Linked DNA regions of Mus musculus: region 2 is linked to region 1. Evidence: chromatin loops called from intact Hi-C (ENCODE). Cell type or tissue: heart. All regions are shown on one strand.

Region 1 (8,000 bases):
GGCCAGGAAGCTTGAAGGTTCCTTCTGGACAGAGTTTGATGCCTTAAACATATAAGGAGTTTCTGGGGCATGCTACTTCTAACAATAGTGGTAACAAGAAAATGCAGCAATGCAAGAACAATTTATTTTCATCCAAAGTCATCACACTGCAAATAAATCTATTATTCAGATTACAAGAAACCAAATCTTAGAGAAATGACTTGGTTAGTGTCACAGAATTTCCCAGAGTATTTCTAAAGTTTGATCCCAATCCAGTCAGTCTCTCCAATCATCACATTCTGATCCTAGAGTGTGAAATTGTCCAACGCAGGATGAAATTACAGATGTTTCAGAAAGACCAGAAGCTTCACAAATGCTACAGCCTTTTCTGTCCTTGGTCATTAATCTGAGATGTTGTGAAAATCTAAACTATATACTGTGGATTCCATTGCATTATAGTTGATGTGACTAAATTCTATAGTATTACAGTGATGTGACGTCAGCTCCCTACTGAAGCCTACCAAAGAAACAAGAGTAGTGTTACTTGAATTTTTGAGAAAAATATAACATTTTATCTATTTATATAAACCATGGGCTAGTCTCTACTGCCCGCACATACTGTAGACATACATGCTCACTCTAATATAAAATCAAACTATCTTCTATCATATCACTCTCAAAGCCTTGGAATGTCCTTGGAATGTCTGTACTTAAAAAGTTACTTAGTAACTTTAGTACTAACATTGGAAGAAACTTTTTAAGTATATAGAGATGTTATGCTAAATGATACAGAGCAGCTACTGAAGAAGAAACACTGCACAGTCGCACTTACAGGAGACCCAGGAGATCTGAACTCAGAGAAGCAAAGGACAAAATGATGGGTGTTAGGGTTGAGGACAGGGGACAATGAGAAATGATAACTCAGTGGATATAAAATGAGTTATACAACATCCATAAATCCTAGAGCCTTGCTAGACAATGTTGCTCCTGTTGATAACAATGCTGTATTATAAACTTTAAGCCTGTTAAGAAGGTAGATCTCATTAAGTGCTTCTTCCACAATAAAAAAAAATAGTATTATGGTATAAAACATGAGAATATGTGTGTTTCATGACAGGGTTTCTTTGTGTAGCCCTGACTTTTCTAGAACTTACTCTGTAAACCAGGCTTATCTCAAACTCTTAGAAATCCACCTACTTCTGTCTCCCAAGTTCTGAGATAAAATGTGTGTGCCATTACAGTTCAGCATGTGAATATTTTTTAACACTAAGAATTTTCAGTCCACGTGATAAAAGCTATGCTTTTTAATGTATTTCAATAATTGGAAAATATTTGAATTAAGCCAGCACGAATGTAGTAAAGCATTGAAATGAGCTTATGTTTCCTTTATCACAGCAGATGGATAGCTATCTGAAAATATTCACTCATGTGAGAGACATAGCTAACTGTAAAGGAAGCTAGGCCATTTGTTAAGGGCTTAAGAGTTTAATATCAAGAAGACAGAGATTTATTCTGTAGGCAAATGAAGTCAGAAGAGGTTTCCCAGCAAGAAGGCAGAATTCAGTTGAGTGGATTTGCAGGAGGATGACTTTAGCTTCGTTGTGGAGACCTGGGTGGTGCAGGGAATGTCCAGTAGCAGAGGGTCAGACAGGAGGCAAATGATGCTATCAGGAGGCACAGTGATCAAGAGATGTCCTGGCTAGATGTGGAAGAATGCCAGAGACAACATGGCCACAGGCATCCCCATGATTAGAAGATGTGTTAGAGATTGAGACCAGAGCAGAATAAAGGATGAAAGAGGTTGCATCTTCCTTTTGACTGACTTTTGTGGAGGAAGGAATAGAAATGGGTAATAGTGAGTGGGATTCTCTACATACATATTTTATATATGAACCATACCCAATGCATATACATTTAAGGTGTATTTAATATAAACATTAAAGTGTGGCACACACTCAGACAATATCCAATAAGTTTATGTATAAGGAGGTGCATCTAAATCTAAGGCAATAGAGTAAGAACTTCAGTTAGCAGGAGACCATTACCCTACAGGAAATAGAAGGAGAAATTTACTTTGAATCCCATTGCAGGCATTTCTCCCTGACCTCTGTGGGGAGGAGAACAAATTCATTTCTAGCATCTAGAATAGTTTATCTAGACGCTTGCTGGGAAAGCTGCCATTTCTGGAGACTTCATATGTTCCTATAAACACATTTCATACAAGCTGATTAAACTTAAATATCTACAGAGGTTGTGATTTGAGTTTTGGTGTTTTAGTTTAGTTTAGGCTGTCCCCATAAATGGGGATTGAGACACAGAATCTAAAACAACGTATCTGAGGATTTTAGGAAACACTGGCATTCATAGGAAAAGCCAAACAGGAAGGGATAAACAAGAGGTCATGGTAAGGAAGCAGCCTTACTGGGAAGCTAGGGCTAAAGGCCCTCAGGTCCTTCTGAGACAGCTCAGGTTCCAAGAGTCATAGTTCAGGGTCAGACTTTTGCATACTCAAAGGTCTGAAGGATATGAAAGAGAAGAATAAACACTGTCTGTTAACCCAGGCTGAAGAAAAACTATATAGCTGGGTGTAGTGGTATACACCTTGGATCCCGGTACTTGGGAGGTAGAGGCAGGAGGATCTCAGTTAGAGGGCAGAAAAGGAAGAGGAGGAGGAGGAAGAAGAAGAGGAGGAAACAGATATGATATGAGCAAACAGCTGGAAGGGCACCCACCCCAGGCCTTTGTGCTCATTTAAATCAGTAAGAAACACAGAAACAATAGAATCTTAATTGAGCAGGAAGGCAAATGTTAGCATAGTGTGGATGATTTGGCTTATTTGTTCAAAGGAAGCAGGAAAGACGCAAACACAGTGAGGTGCACTGGTATTTTTCACAAGTATTCTTTTTTTGTTTTTGTTTTTTCGAGACGGGGTTTCTCTGTGTAGCCTTGGCTGTCTTGGAACTCACTCTATAGATCAGGCTGGCCTGGAACTCAGAAATCTGTCTGCCTCTGCTTCCCAAGTGCTGGGATTAAAGGAAGGTAACTGGGCAAGCCAAGTAAACGAGGTATCGAGCAGGATTTTTCCATGGTGTCTCCTTTAAGTTTCTTCCCCGGCTTCCCTCAAAGATGAACTGTAACCTGTGAGCCAAATAGCCACCCCCACAAGCTATTTTGGTATTTTACCATGGCAACAGAGAAACAAACTAGAATACCTGTCATTCTCACACAAAATGGGCACAGCTGTGTTCCAATAAACTTTTATTTGTAGATCCTAAAATTTGACTTTCATACAATTCTCTTGCTACTTTCAACCCTTAAAATGTAAATTCTTAATTTCTGGGTAATTTGTGATTTGACTTATGGACCATCTCTTGCTTAGCTGTGCTCTGGAAATGAAGTAGAAGCCAACTGTAACTTATAACCTTTGGTCATTGTTTTGGTTAGGGCTTGAATTGCTGCAATGAAGACACCATAACCAAAAACCAAGTTGGGATGAAAAGGGCTTATTCGGCTTACACATTGTCCTTCATTGGAGGAAGTCAGGACAGGAACTTAGCCAGGCTGGAACCTGGAGGCAGGGACTGATGCAGAGGCCGTAGAGGTTCTGCTTACTGGCCTGCTACTCATGACTTGCTCAGCCTGCTCTCTAATAAAATCAAGGACCACTAGCCCAGGGATAACATCATCCACGATGGGGCCCTCCCCCACTGATCACTAATTGAGAAAATGCCTTACAGCTAGATATCATGAGGCATTTCCTCAACTGAGGCTCCTTTCTCTCTGGTGACTCTGACATGTGATGACACATAAAACCAGACAGTATAGGCATTATGTGTCTATGTCATATAGTGACTCGCTAATGCTCAAAATAGTATTCCCCACACATTTTGTGCTATTGAGACACGTTGGTGGTGGCATTTTCTTAATTTTAATGGACACCCCCACTCCAACCCCATTGCAACAGTGGCTTTATGACTGTTTTGTTAAGTCTTGTGTTTCCTATGCCATCCTTCACACATAATATTTGCTGTTTAAACTGTACAGTGTAGTAGGTTTAGCATCTTCCCAAAGGTGTTAACAACTAACTTTATGATATTGTTCATCACCTGAAGAAGAAAGTCATTTCCTATGCTTTCTGCCCAGCTTTCCGCACTCATTAGCCAGCTTTCTGTCTCTGTTACTTTGCGAACAGAGTTCATATAGATAGACTAACACAACCTGAACCTCTTCTGTCTGGCTCCTGCCTAGTATAATGTTTTCATTGTTCATGTATGCTGCAGCATGAATCTGCACTTTGTTCATTTTTGTGGCTGAGTAACACCCTTCCCTTTGTATATACCATATTTTGTTTATGGCCTTCTTAGTGTCTGGACACTGGGTACTTTACATTTTGACTACCGTTAATAGTCACAAGCGTTCATGTACAAGTTTTTGTATAGACATGTGTTTTACACTTTCCTGCGTATAAATCTAAGAATGGAATTACTGGGTCAGATGGCAACTCTGTTTAAACGTTGAGCAACTCCCCAATCAACGCCAGTCTTTGAGAGCTACTGTACCATGACTGCCACCTGGTGGGCAGTGATTTTATTGCACAGTCTCATGCAAGGCATTCTGACTTGAGGGACGTAAATTTCGATAGGAAACACTTGTCTAACGGTTTAAAAAAGTAGAATATAAGAATTTGGTTTGTGTCACATTTATAATTTGTAATTTGGGGAAAATGTACTGCCAACCAAACTAGAAGCCCAACCAGAGCCCCAGGAGAAAAATCACACCAACAATCTGCCTGAGGAAATAACACCAAATAGCCTGGCCTCAGTGGGTCCATGCACACAGCTGGCTTCCAATCGGGTAATTCCTCCAGTGAAAAGTGGGGCATTGTTAGAATGCCGTGGCACCATAACTGCTGGTGCCACAGCCACAGCTTTCATCTTTAAGGGGCTAAGATGGTTTACTCTGGGGCCATTTTGAGTGACCAAGGCTAGGAATTCAGATTTAAGCCACCCCAAACTACTTGCTTCAAAGTGGAAGCAGATTCATGAACATTTATAGATTTACAGAACAAAGTCATAAATCAAGGCGAGTTGGAAACACATGGAGGGGTACTTTAGAGAGGCGGTTACAGCAAGCTTGGAGGTCGTCCTTTCTGTACGTCTTCAGACGCTGTCGGATGACATTCTTAGCCTTGGAGTTGGTGCAAGCTAGGGGCCTACTCAGTTAATAGATTCCCAAGGTTTTCATCCGTTAGTCACAGGATGTTAGTTCTGACACAGGTGAGCAAGGAATGGCTGTTAGGAGTTGTGACTAAAGCAAGCCTAAGATAAACTAAGTAGCCGTTGGACCTGTAACATTCCCACCCCCACCCCCACCCCACCCCCACCCCCACCCCCACAGGACTGACATTAGTCAGTCAGTCTCTGCAGACCGCTTCTTTCCAGGAGTTCTCCCTCAAAGCAGCAAGAGAAGATGACAGAAAGTACTGTAGGTTTCCAAAGATAGCGTGTGGAGAGGTTAGATAATGGAAACCATAGAAAACAAAGCTTTACATTATGTCAACAGTGATAGGACAGACACCCAGACTCACACTGCCACTCTCATCAGCCCGAAGGGTTCCCCTAGACATTTACGGGCTTCAACCCAAGTCAAACCAAGATTCAACAGTGTATGTCATTTTAGGACTCTCGGGAACAGGGAAGGACATTTTATTAAAGGTATTATGATACAGGACTGAGCCAAGTGCAGTAGGCCTCCTCCTGGAACAGTAAGCATTGGCCACGTACAGCATTATGGTGGCTCTCCAGTTACAATGTGAACCCACTCCTCCCCCTCTTCCCCTTTCTGTGAGAGATCTGTGGTAGCTGGAAGCTCAGAGGTGATTCAGATGGAATTGCAATCTGATAAAGGAAAAGCAGGAAGCCACCAGAATCACCTGAGGGGTTAGTCTCTGTCCTCTGTAAATGGGGACAAGAGAAAACTTTCTAGAAACTTCAGGTCTACAGCTGTGTGAAAGGAGAAAGGTCTTAAGCAGTTGGGAACTGTACTAGAATTCTTGCTGTTTGGTAGGAGAGACAGGCTTCAATCAGATCCTGAATGCAGGGTTCCTTCCCTTTCCTCAGATCTTCCCAGCCTTCCTGGCCTGCCACAGATCACCCTTAGTAGCTTCTTTGGTATCTTTGGTGGTAGCATTGTATCCAGTTCTTGATATTAGAAATGTGTATGCAAGCCGGGCAGTGGTGGTGCATGCCTTTAATCCCAGCACTTGGGAGGCAGAGGCAGGAGGATTTCTGAGTTCGAGGCCAGCCTGGTCTACAAAATGAGTTCCAGGACAGCCGGAGATATACAGAGAAACCCTGTCTCGGGGAAAAAAGAGTGTTAAAAAAAAAAAAAAAAGAAATGTGTATGCATACGGGGCACCTGGAAAAGAGAAATTTATAATCCGCTGTGTGGCACAGGGTGTGTATGTGTGTGTGTATCTGTGTATGTGTGAGTGTGTGAGTGTGTGTGTGTACAGAGCGTTTTCCTCCTGTTCCCTCATTTTAGTGGCTTTCTGTTCAAACTAAACCTCATGCTAAAGTGTCAGGTTAAGTACTTTGTACTCTTCCTCTGCACAGTGAGTGTCCTGGCTTTTACAGCAAAAGGGACCTTGATTAGATTGATATACGTACGTTAAAGATCTTGAAATGGAGATACTATCTCAGAACTGTGTGGGTGGGCCCCAGGCGATTCTTAGAGTCACTGTGAGCAGAAAGCAGAAGCCTTTGAGGACAAGGATGACAGAAACAGAAGCTGAAGGTGAATTAGGAATTGGCTGTGAGTCTGGGATATGGGTCGTCTCTAGAAGCTGGGGCATACAAAGAAATAGCATTTTCTCTCCGGCCTCCAAAGCAACGGAATCCTACTGATTCCTCAATATTAGGAGCTCTGATCCAATAAGTTTAATCGTTTTCTTTTCTTTCTGCGTGTAAGTCACAGTTTGTGCTGTGCTGACACAGCAACCATAGGAAAGTAGCACAGCTCATCTTTAGAAAACATCTAAAGGCAAATTGCATCTAAGATCATTTTAATCTCTTGCCTCAACCCCTCACTGTGGTGTTTCCACCAATCCTGCCTCTCCCTCATGAGCCTTGCCCAACCATAACCCTTCCTTTCTACTTTAAGGAAGCTGTCTTAGATCACACTTGGAATTCTTTGTAAATCTTGACCTTGCTGTCAACTCCACTTCTGTCCTCCAAAAGACCTAACCTCTGACTGCATGACCCACAGAAAATAGGCTTGATGTTGGCTACCCCACAGACTGTCTTTGCTTTGTTTTGAGTATTGGTTAATGGCTAGCGTTCTTTAAGGGCTCATTGTGATCTACAACTTGGTTCTTGGGTGGGGCTTTGGGTGCAATGTTTGTTCCTCAGGTACTGTCTTTGTTTGGGTTACTATTGCTCCTACAAAACACCATGATCAAAAGTTGCCACTGACTGGACTCAGTCGGCCCTTCTACCCGCAGGGAATCAGGATTTCAGTAATCAGGTGGGCAAGAAGTCAGGAGATGACAGACACACACACCAGAGAGAGTACTGTATCTGGATGTAATTTCTCAAAGCGAGCATCAGATTTTTTAATAAAGAAGAAAATAAGGAAGTTAGGTAACACATCAACCAAGGTACATTGAGGTTACTGAATGCTTAATGACTCTTATACAAAACAGAGAAATGCATACATAAAGTCTAGCAGGAACTAGGCAATATAACAACTGAGACAAAGTCTGTATCTAAGGTCAGCTATATTCTTAGAAGCCAGGTGTGAGGTCTTTACACTCCCTGGGCAAGGGCTTTCATGCCTAAGCCATAGTTCTAATTAGAGAGTTCAGCTCTAGCTAAGCTTCTCATGAATAATGCAATACTCTAGTTCCTCCTTAAACCACAGCCCGATGTACTTCAAAAACAATGGTAAATTCCTGTATATGAGAGTGACTCAGCTGTTATTCTAAGTGATTTTGTGGGGGACTTTCTACTATTAAGTAAGGT
Region 2 (8,000 bases), 1.0 Mb before region 1:
TCAATGTGAAGGAGGCAGGAAAACCCCATAAAATCACTCTGAATGTGAAGTCTTAGTTGAGTGAACATGGTTTAGAGTATTCCAGAATGTTTTTTTTTTAAGATTTATTTTAACTGTATGTGTGTGTGTGTGTGTGTGCCTATGTATGTATGTGCACAGACAGGTGATTACAGAGGCCAGGGGAGAGTTCAGGCCAGGGGCAGCTGGAGTTACAGGTAGTTGTGAGCCACTGACATGGGGCCTAAGAACTGAACTTGGTCTTCTGTGAGCTGTATTTGCTCTTAACTGGTAAGCCAAATTTCCAGTCCTGCTGAATATGTTTTTAGCACAAACAGCACCACAGCAGATAGATTTTGTATGTAACAGTGTATGGTAATAACTTAACAAATTGATGTTTTATTAAATAATGGTAATCTTTTAGATTTTCATTGTGTAGATACAGGATCCTATTACCTGGGCAATGCTCTGATATACTCAACCTGAGCCTCCTTGATTTTTTGTTTTAAGGGTGGTGTGTGTGTGTGTGTGTGTGTGTGTGTGTGTGTGTGTGTGTTCAGGTCTTCTGCAAGAGTAGTACTCACTTTTAACCACTTGAATCTAGGCCCTCTAATATTTAACTTTCCCTACTAAGAATAAATATCTTGGTGTAGCCCTTTAGTTATTTTGTTAACTATTCCCACTGGGTAGATTTTCATAAGTGAAAGGAGATTCAAGCCTGCATTGAAGGATGATATTTCCAGTTAGGAGGAATGGCTTTCTTTGATGTAGACCCCTTAGACTCCAGTGAATGGCCTGTCGCCATTCTGATTTATATGGGGTGGTGGCAGAGATGAGGTTTTGTATGTGCCTTTTTAAATTTTCAAACGCCGTGTTATTGTAATTTTAAGGTATCTGCATAATGCCCTGCATTCCAAGGGGTTGAGAGTAGTTTATTCACAGTATTCATCATCAGCAAATGTAGGAAAGTGGACAAAATCTAAAGGAAGAGAAAAGGAGTCAGAATGTGAGCAGCATCCCCTGGGAGCCATCTGAGGACTGTTTATCTTCAAATAGACGTCCGCCATGCTATAAACCTTCATAGACATCCGCCATGCTATAAACCTTCACACTGGTGATGCTTTGCATCTGCCACATGTTATGCTGGATGTAAAGCACATATTAAATGAAAACCAAACTTATTTCAAGGTACAGAGACATGACTTTTTGAGAAGACTTCTAACATCTAGGTAGGACAGTGTGGACTAGCTGCTATCATAGATGTGATCTACATTTAAAACAATACCTGTAGGTGACAGGAAACCTGGGCAAAACAGGAAAAGATATTTCTTTTTCTTAAGATTTATTATAGCATTTATAATTTCAGAGTACTGCAGACCTATAAGGCATTGGAGACACAAATGCAGCTACCAGAATCTCACTTCAGCTTACCTTACCAATACCGCTGTTCCCTTTGGCTCAGTAATGTTGCATGCAGATGGGATCCGAAATAATTTATCTTGTGTTTAATGTTTTCACCTTTGTTCTGAAACTTCATAGAGAATATGTTTTATGTGACTGGCGTGACCGTTTAGTGGCTAAGAGTGTGTATTGTTCCTGCTAAGTCCCCAAGTTTGATTCTTACCACCAGGTGGCTCACAACCACCCAAATCTCCAAGTTCAGGGAACCTGACATCTTTTGCCTCCAAGAGCGCCTACATTCACACACAGACACACACCACATTCACACACAGACACACACCTACATTCACACACAGACACACACCACATTCACACACAGACACACACCTACATTCACACACAGACACACACCTACATTCACACACAGACACACAACTACATTCACACACAGACACACACCACATTCACACACAGACACACACCACATTCACACACAGACACACACCACATTCACACACAGACACACACCACAACAGAGATAACTCAAAATAAAACCAAGTGCTTGAAAAAAGAATGTTTTCAAAATGTAAGTCATCTGACATTGCTTCACTGGTTTCAAATATGGAAGAAGCAGTCTTTTGTAACCCAAATAAATATTTTACCTAAAGTTATGGTATGCTTTCCTTTATATATATATGTATGTATATATAAATGGCAGTTTTTATGGCCAACAGTTACTGTCATGATAATTTTACACTTGTACAGTATACATTCATTTTGGCGTGCTCTTTGTTTACTGGCAATGCTTGAGAAGGAACCCAGGTCTTTGCCAGTGCCAGGCAAATCCTGAACCACGGAGATGAAGCTCTGACCCTCTCTTCCTCCCTCCCTCCCTCTCTTCTTTTCTCTCTTTCCCTCTCTTTCTTTTAAGCCAGGATCTCAGGTAGGCAGGTCTGCTGAGGACAACCTTGAACTTCTAACACGCCTGTCCTCTGCCTGGATTAAGCTGGATACCACCAGCCCTGGTTTCCTGTATTTGTGACAATGGAATCATATAGCCTATCTGAAAAAACTGACACACACTGTAGACCCTCAGTAACTGTGGCTTTCTTCTTTCCCAACTCACTTAAGAAAAAGTCCAAGCCTTAGTCTTGTTTCCACTAGAACAAACTGTAGGTTTTGATTGAGGTGTAATAAAGGTGGCCAGGTCAAGGATACCCAAGTCATGCCTATCCCATTCCACCCTCCACACAGGGCCCAAAATTCAGCAACAGAAGAGACGGAGTAGCCAGGAATGGAAACAGGAATGGCCACGCTGTGACTATCCTTCACTGACACGGGCTTGTTGCAACTTCAAATAAATACTGTCCAGGCCTGAGGCCGCCCAGCAACACAAATGGAGTGCTTCCCAATGGTCCAGTTCACTGAAAATGAAAGGATCAGAATGTGGGCAATCTCTGGTTGATCCCACCTTCACTCACATTTTGATTAGTATCTGTCTCCTGACAAGACATGTGCGTTTTAGACAGTGGTCTAAGTTCATGGGTTTATGATGCGTGCAGAATATCAGAATTTGGAACTGTTCTTTTCCTTTGTTTTATGATTATATCTATGCCCTCTTGTACAGGTTGGCCTTGAGAAACCCTTTGTGTCGATTTCACCAAGAAGTAGAAACTTTTAGACATCGGGCCATCTCTGATACCTGGCTGACAGTGAACCGCATGGAGCAGTACAGGACAGAATACAGAGGAGCGTTGTTGTGGATGAAGGATGTGTCTCAGGAACTTGATCCAGACCTCTACAAGCAAATGGAGAAGTTCAGGAAGGTAAGAAGTTTTTTGAGGGTTGTCAAAATGGCCACCTTGCTAGAAGGCAACCAAGTGTGATTTGAATCCCTCTGGTAAAACAGACATAACTCAAAAGCACCAAGGATACAATTAACCATTGCTGACATTTTTTTAAAAATGTGACAGAATAGCAATTAATGTGATATATAATTCTCTAAGGATAAGAGAGGAGACAGCTGGAAATTGCTGGGATTTTGTAGCTGGTTTTAATTGAAGTCAGATTTTCATATAATGTGCACTTTTTTTTATAAGGTTGTCACTTGTAGATGTCTCTTCATGCATAACTAAAAATCCAGAGCACATACATCTAGAAAGTGAAACTAGGCTGTTTAACAAGTCTTTCTAATTGATGATTCATGTTGAAACCAGCAAAACAATAACAGTTCTTTTATGACATATTCAGAGGCTCTGGGATATAGTTGTGTGGTTAGCTAGAATGGTATTGACTCTCCCTGCTATTGATCCCTTCAGAAATTTCTCTGAGCAACATTAGAGCAAAAGAAAATGAATATTCTGTTTAATTTTCCTGAGGAATAATAATCTTCGGTTCCTTAAAAAAGAAAAAAATAAGAAGAAAAATTACATTGTGTTAATGTAGCCAGTCGGAGCCTTTTGTCCACAGGAATCCAACCTACCACTGGGTGGCAGCCGTACACTGAACATGTGAACATGTGGCCTGATTCTGTAGTGGTTTGTACAATCTTGGTAGTTCTTTGTTTGGGCAACTGAGTGTGTTTTAGGGCATAAAAGAAAAAAAGGGGCCAAATGTTGGGCTTGGCATAATATTGTGTCAACTCCCTTAGTCACTTCAACTGATCCATTCATAATTAGAAATGTTGTTTAAAAGGCTTAGACTCCTTTTTAGGGACATCACTTTGGAACTATGAACCTGGAACCCTGGCTGGTATGTAGAAGGTTGAGCCGGGAGTCAAGGAACAGACCAAAAGAGCTTCTCTTGTTCAAGACAGTGGTCACTGCTTCTTGACCTAGGTACTAGAGCAACAGAAATTCCTCTGGAAGTTTTTCTTGGTTTGTAGTTCAGACTCCCTCCCTGTGAAGGGAACCAGCCTCATTTTCTCTCCTTTTTTTTTTTTTTTTTTTTTTTTAACATGTCAGCATAAGCCTTCTCTGAAAGGCAGGCTGGCTGCCCAGGCAGAGGTGAGACTGTGAAGTTTATCTCATCTTCGAAGAAGATGTAAATGGAACTCATTCATCCTTTGAAAGAGAAAAAAAATATCAGACGTCATGGTAGTAAACAAATCAAATGTTTTTGGTTCGGTAACTAGATGCTGGTGACCCCAGGCTGTTTTGCAAGTTTTCTGACTTCGTAATTAGGCCAGTCATTTATTTTGTCATTAGTATTTTATTTGGGGATTGAGGATAATGGGGGTGGAATTGGTATTAGGAAAAAGAAAGAATGAGAGAAAAAAAAAAAACTGACTCCAGAGCACATTGCTGATGACGTGCAGCCTTAATGTTTACCATAATCAACACACATTTTTTTTTCTTTTGTAGAAAGACCCATGGTAGGTAGCTAACCTGAGGTCGAACAAGGAAATGGAAGCCAGAATCTTTGAAAATAGATACAATTTCCCCACCAAGAGACAAAGGAAGTCAAACAGTATACCTAGAAGTGGCACAGGCAGTTTCATAGTAACACCTGCTTGCAAGCCCTTTGTTCAGTGCAGAGTTTCTGGGTCCCTCCAGTGTGCCAGGACAAGAAAACAGTTATTCTGGAAGGCCAAAGAATTTTGTGGGTGTTTGTGTTTATCTGGTTTTGTTTGGTGGGAGGTGGTTGCTAGCTGTTTAAGACTGAAACAGAAACCAAGTTCTTCGTCATTTGGTTTGAACATAGAAACATTTGCCATCGTTTAATGCCATCAATCTCCATCCTGGAAAATATGGGTAGGTTTGGTTTTTATTTTGAATCCTTTACTGCGAAGTAGTAGCTGAAGCTGTGCCTGCCCCCCCTAATCCTGTGTGTGCTGGATTCAATTTAATAGCTGGATGTGGTGAACTTGGACTTGGGGATAGAATATTTTTGAGAGAAGAGTGATCTTCAAGCGTAATTTTTGGTTATTCTTGACTCGAGGAGAACAGGAGACTGCATTGGTTCTCTCCAGAGCCTAACCCCAGAGTCAGTCCTGTGCCCAGCCCCAAGTTGGCACTTACATGGCAAGTCTTCCAGGCAGAGTCTAAGGGGCCAGAGGACCTCTCCTTAGATCACTTACCATCCCCATTGCATGTAGGTGACCTCCTGGTGCCTTGGAAATCAGCATATGTGATTGCTCAGGTAAAAACAAAAAGCAGGACTGTGTGGTTTGCTGCTGTCTCTGGAATGCTCTAAAATGCAAGTTTTCGGTTCTGCTACAGTGTATTTGCAAATTAACTCTACGTTAGCTTTAGAGTCCTGTGCAGGTGAGATCCCATCTTAAATAGAGTCTCTGTTTATCTCCCAGGAGTGTGTTACCTAAGTCACTGGCCTCAAAGACTCAAGGTGTGTCTGTAAGGCATTGTCTCCTCAGCTTTACCTCCTCCTCCCCAGTGCAGCTGATAAAGCCAGGACTTCACGTATTCTAGAGGAGACAAAGTTCTAATTTTTACTTTCATGGTTATGACCCCCTATTTGGAATTTTCAGAATGTGTCCATTCATTCATTTGCATAGTCAACAAATGATATTGAAGCCCAGTTACATGCCAGCTACCACAGAGGAGTGTAGCTCCTGTCTCGTGTGATCATTTGGGCATGAGACAAGTAAACAGGAGGCAGTGTGTTGAATGGTCATCTGAGTTGAAATAGTACTACAAATAAAAAATCTAGACAGGGCATCCCAGATGAGGCAGCACCCCTCCCCCCAACAATAACAAAGAATGAACAATAGTATGGTAGTTCTTGTTTGTCAACTTGACGTCTAGAATCACCTAGGAGCTGGTCTCTGGGCTGAGCCTGACAAGATAGTGTTATCTTAATTACATTCATTGATGTGGGGAGACCCATCTTAATTGTAGACTGAACCATTTCATGGCTTGGGTCCTGGAGTGAATGAAGAAAAGAGGGAGAGTTGAGAGAGCAGACGATTTTCTTCTGCCTGTGAGAGCAATATGACCAGCTACTTCAAGCTCCTGCCGCCTTGATTTGCTTTTATGATAGGCTGTGCCTTGAACAATAAGCTAAAAGAAACCCATCCGCCATACAGTTGCTTTTGTCAACAGAAAAGAAACCAAGACAAATAGAAAGGACCTGGACAGAGGGGTGGGAAACAGCAGTGGTTAGCTGAGGAGTCAATGTGGGCAAAGGCCCGAGGTAGAAGCAATAGAACTCCTAGAAGCAGCATCAAGTGATGTAAATGTAGAGACATAGGTGCCTAAGCAACATGGCCTGAGAGACAAGCAAGACTAGAGAAAGAGATATAGATACACAGACACACATGCACATGCGCGAATGCGTGTACGCGCGCACACGCAAACATATTCTAGGCCTTCTAGGATCTGTGAGTGATATATGGTGGGATTCTTAGACCTGTCTGACTCCATTTGAAAGTACAAAATACACACACACACACACACACACACACACACACACACACACACACACAAATCTGTAAGGAGGGAGTGGAAAAAGTGTTGAGAAAGGGATGGGTGTTACAAAATTTGTGTTCACAACTCAGTCAGATGTCATGTTAGAACAGGGAGCAGAAGAGTAGAAACCAAATAAAATATGGCACACCTGGGTCCTGGCAGGATGAAGACCAGAGAGAAACACAGTCTGACCTCTGGTAGACTCAGTAAAGCGTCACTTTGATTACAAAGCCAGAATAAACATAAATGAAAGTCAAATTGGAAGGGAATTTTCACCTCCAACATTGGGTTAATTTCCCCCCCTAGCATTTCTCAAATGTCTTGAAACCTTTTATACAGCACAGTCACGAGTGCGCAAGACAGAGCTGGTGAGTGAAAGTTTCACATAAAACAAAGCAAATGATCTGGCACTCTCTGAAGCCCAGGGGCTAGAGATGGCTCCGCACATCAACATTAGGAGTTGTGACTAAGTGTTCCTGTCAGAGAACTGAGGACACAGAGACCAAAGCTTGCTCCTAGCCCTCTGCAAGAGCCCTGCTAGTCATCTGCTCCTTGTCAAAATGACTCGGAGAAAAGAGATATATGGAGAGTCAGGGCCACATGGAGCAGCTCTCCAGGCTACCTCGTAGGAACCCAAGGGTGGATTTATGTAGGTGGGGCTGCTTGTCCCTGTACTGTAGGAGGCTCCTCCTCACATCATGGTTCACCCTAGTACCACGCGGTATTTTATGAGTGAGGTTAGTGTGTGATATATGTGCCCTTTGAAGGTAGAGTAAGAGGGTAGGATTTAAAAATAGAACCCAGCTTCTCATAGCAGATTACATCAGCTGAAGCTGAGAGCCCAGCAGAGCCTCTGAAGTCTGTGCCCTTGAGAGCCTCTGTGGTCAATTAAGTGTCTTGTTTTTCTTGAACGTCAGAAATGGGATGGGAGGTAATTATTCTAAATGGAATAAAAGCTAGCCTAGGTGTAAGAAAATAGTTCTGAAGCCTCTAAAGAGATAGCATGGAAATGTATATGTGGGCATTTGTAGGACTCAGCCTTTATAGTCAAGGGTGCAGGAACCACTGCCTTAACCTGAGCCATTTACTAAATAGTTTAATTAAATCCTGCAGCATTAGCTCAGTGTTTCATTACAGTAATTCAAAGGGATCTCTGAAAGGCATTCTGGGAACTGT

The links. Hi-C counts contacts between places; a loop is a spot of excess contacts. Peaks named below come from ENCODE experiments on the same cell type or tissue, not always from the same donor. Only the 100,000 strongest peaks of a DNase experiment are listed, where the experiment ranks them.
Region 2: a loop joins it to region 1, with 4 times the contacts of the local background. A loop is called at or near these places in 14 of 42 quality-filtered maps.

Annotation. Positions count from the first base shown.
Region 1 is chr6:7,729,798-7,737,797 of GRCm38, reverse strand. No RefSeq gene overlaps it. Among named protein-coding and RNA genes, the nearest start is that of Gm46950, 9.5 kb to the right of the region's middle. In heart, a CTCF peak has its summit at 4,552 (motif pointing left); a DNase peak (open chromatin) is centred at 4,547.
Region 2 is chr6:8,732,241-8,740,240 of GRCm38, reverse strand. It overlaps Ica1 (islet cell autoantigen 1), which reads left to right. Exons shown (of 14, transcript NM_010492.3): 6 at 3,026-3,224. Among named protein-coding and RNA genes, the nearest start is that of Ica1, 42 kb to the left of the region's middle. In heart, CTCF peaks have their summits at 1,605 (motif pointing right) and 3,880 (motif pointing right); no DNase peak of the experiment used is centred here; H3K27ac peaks cover 1,712 bases.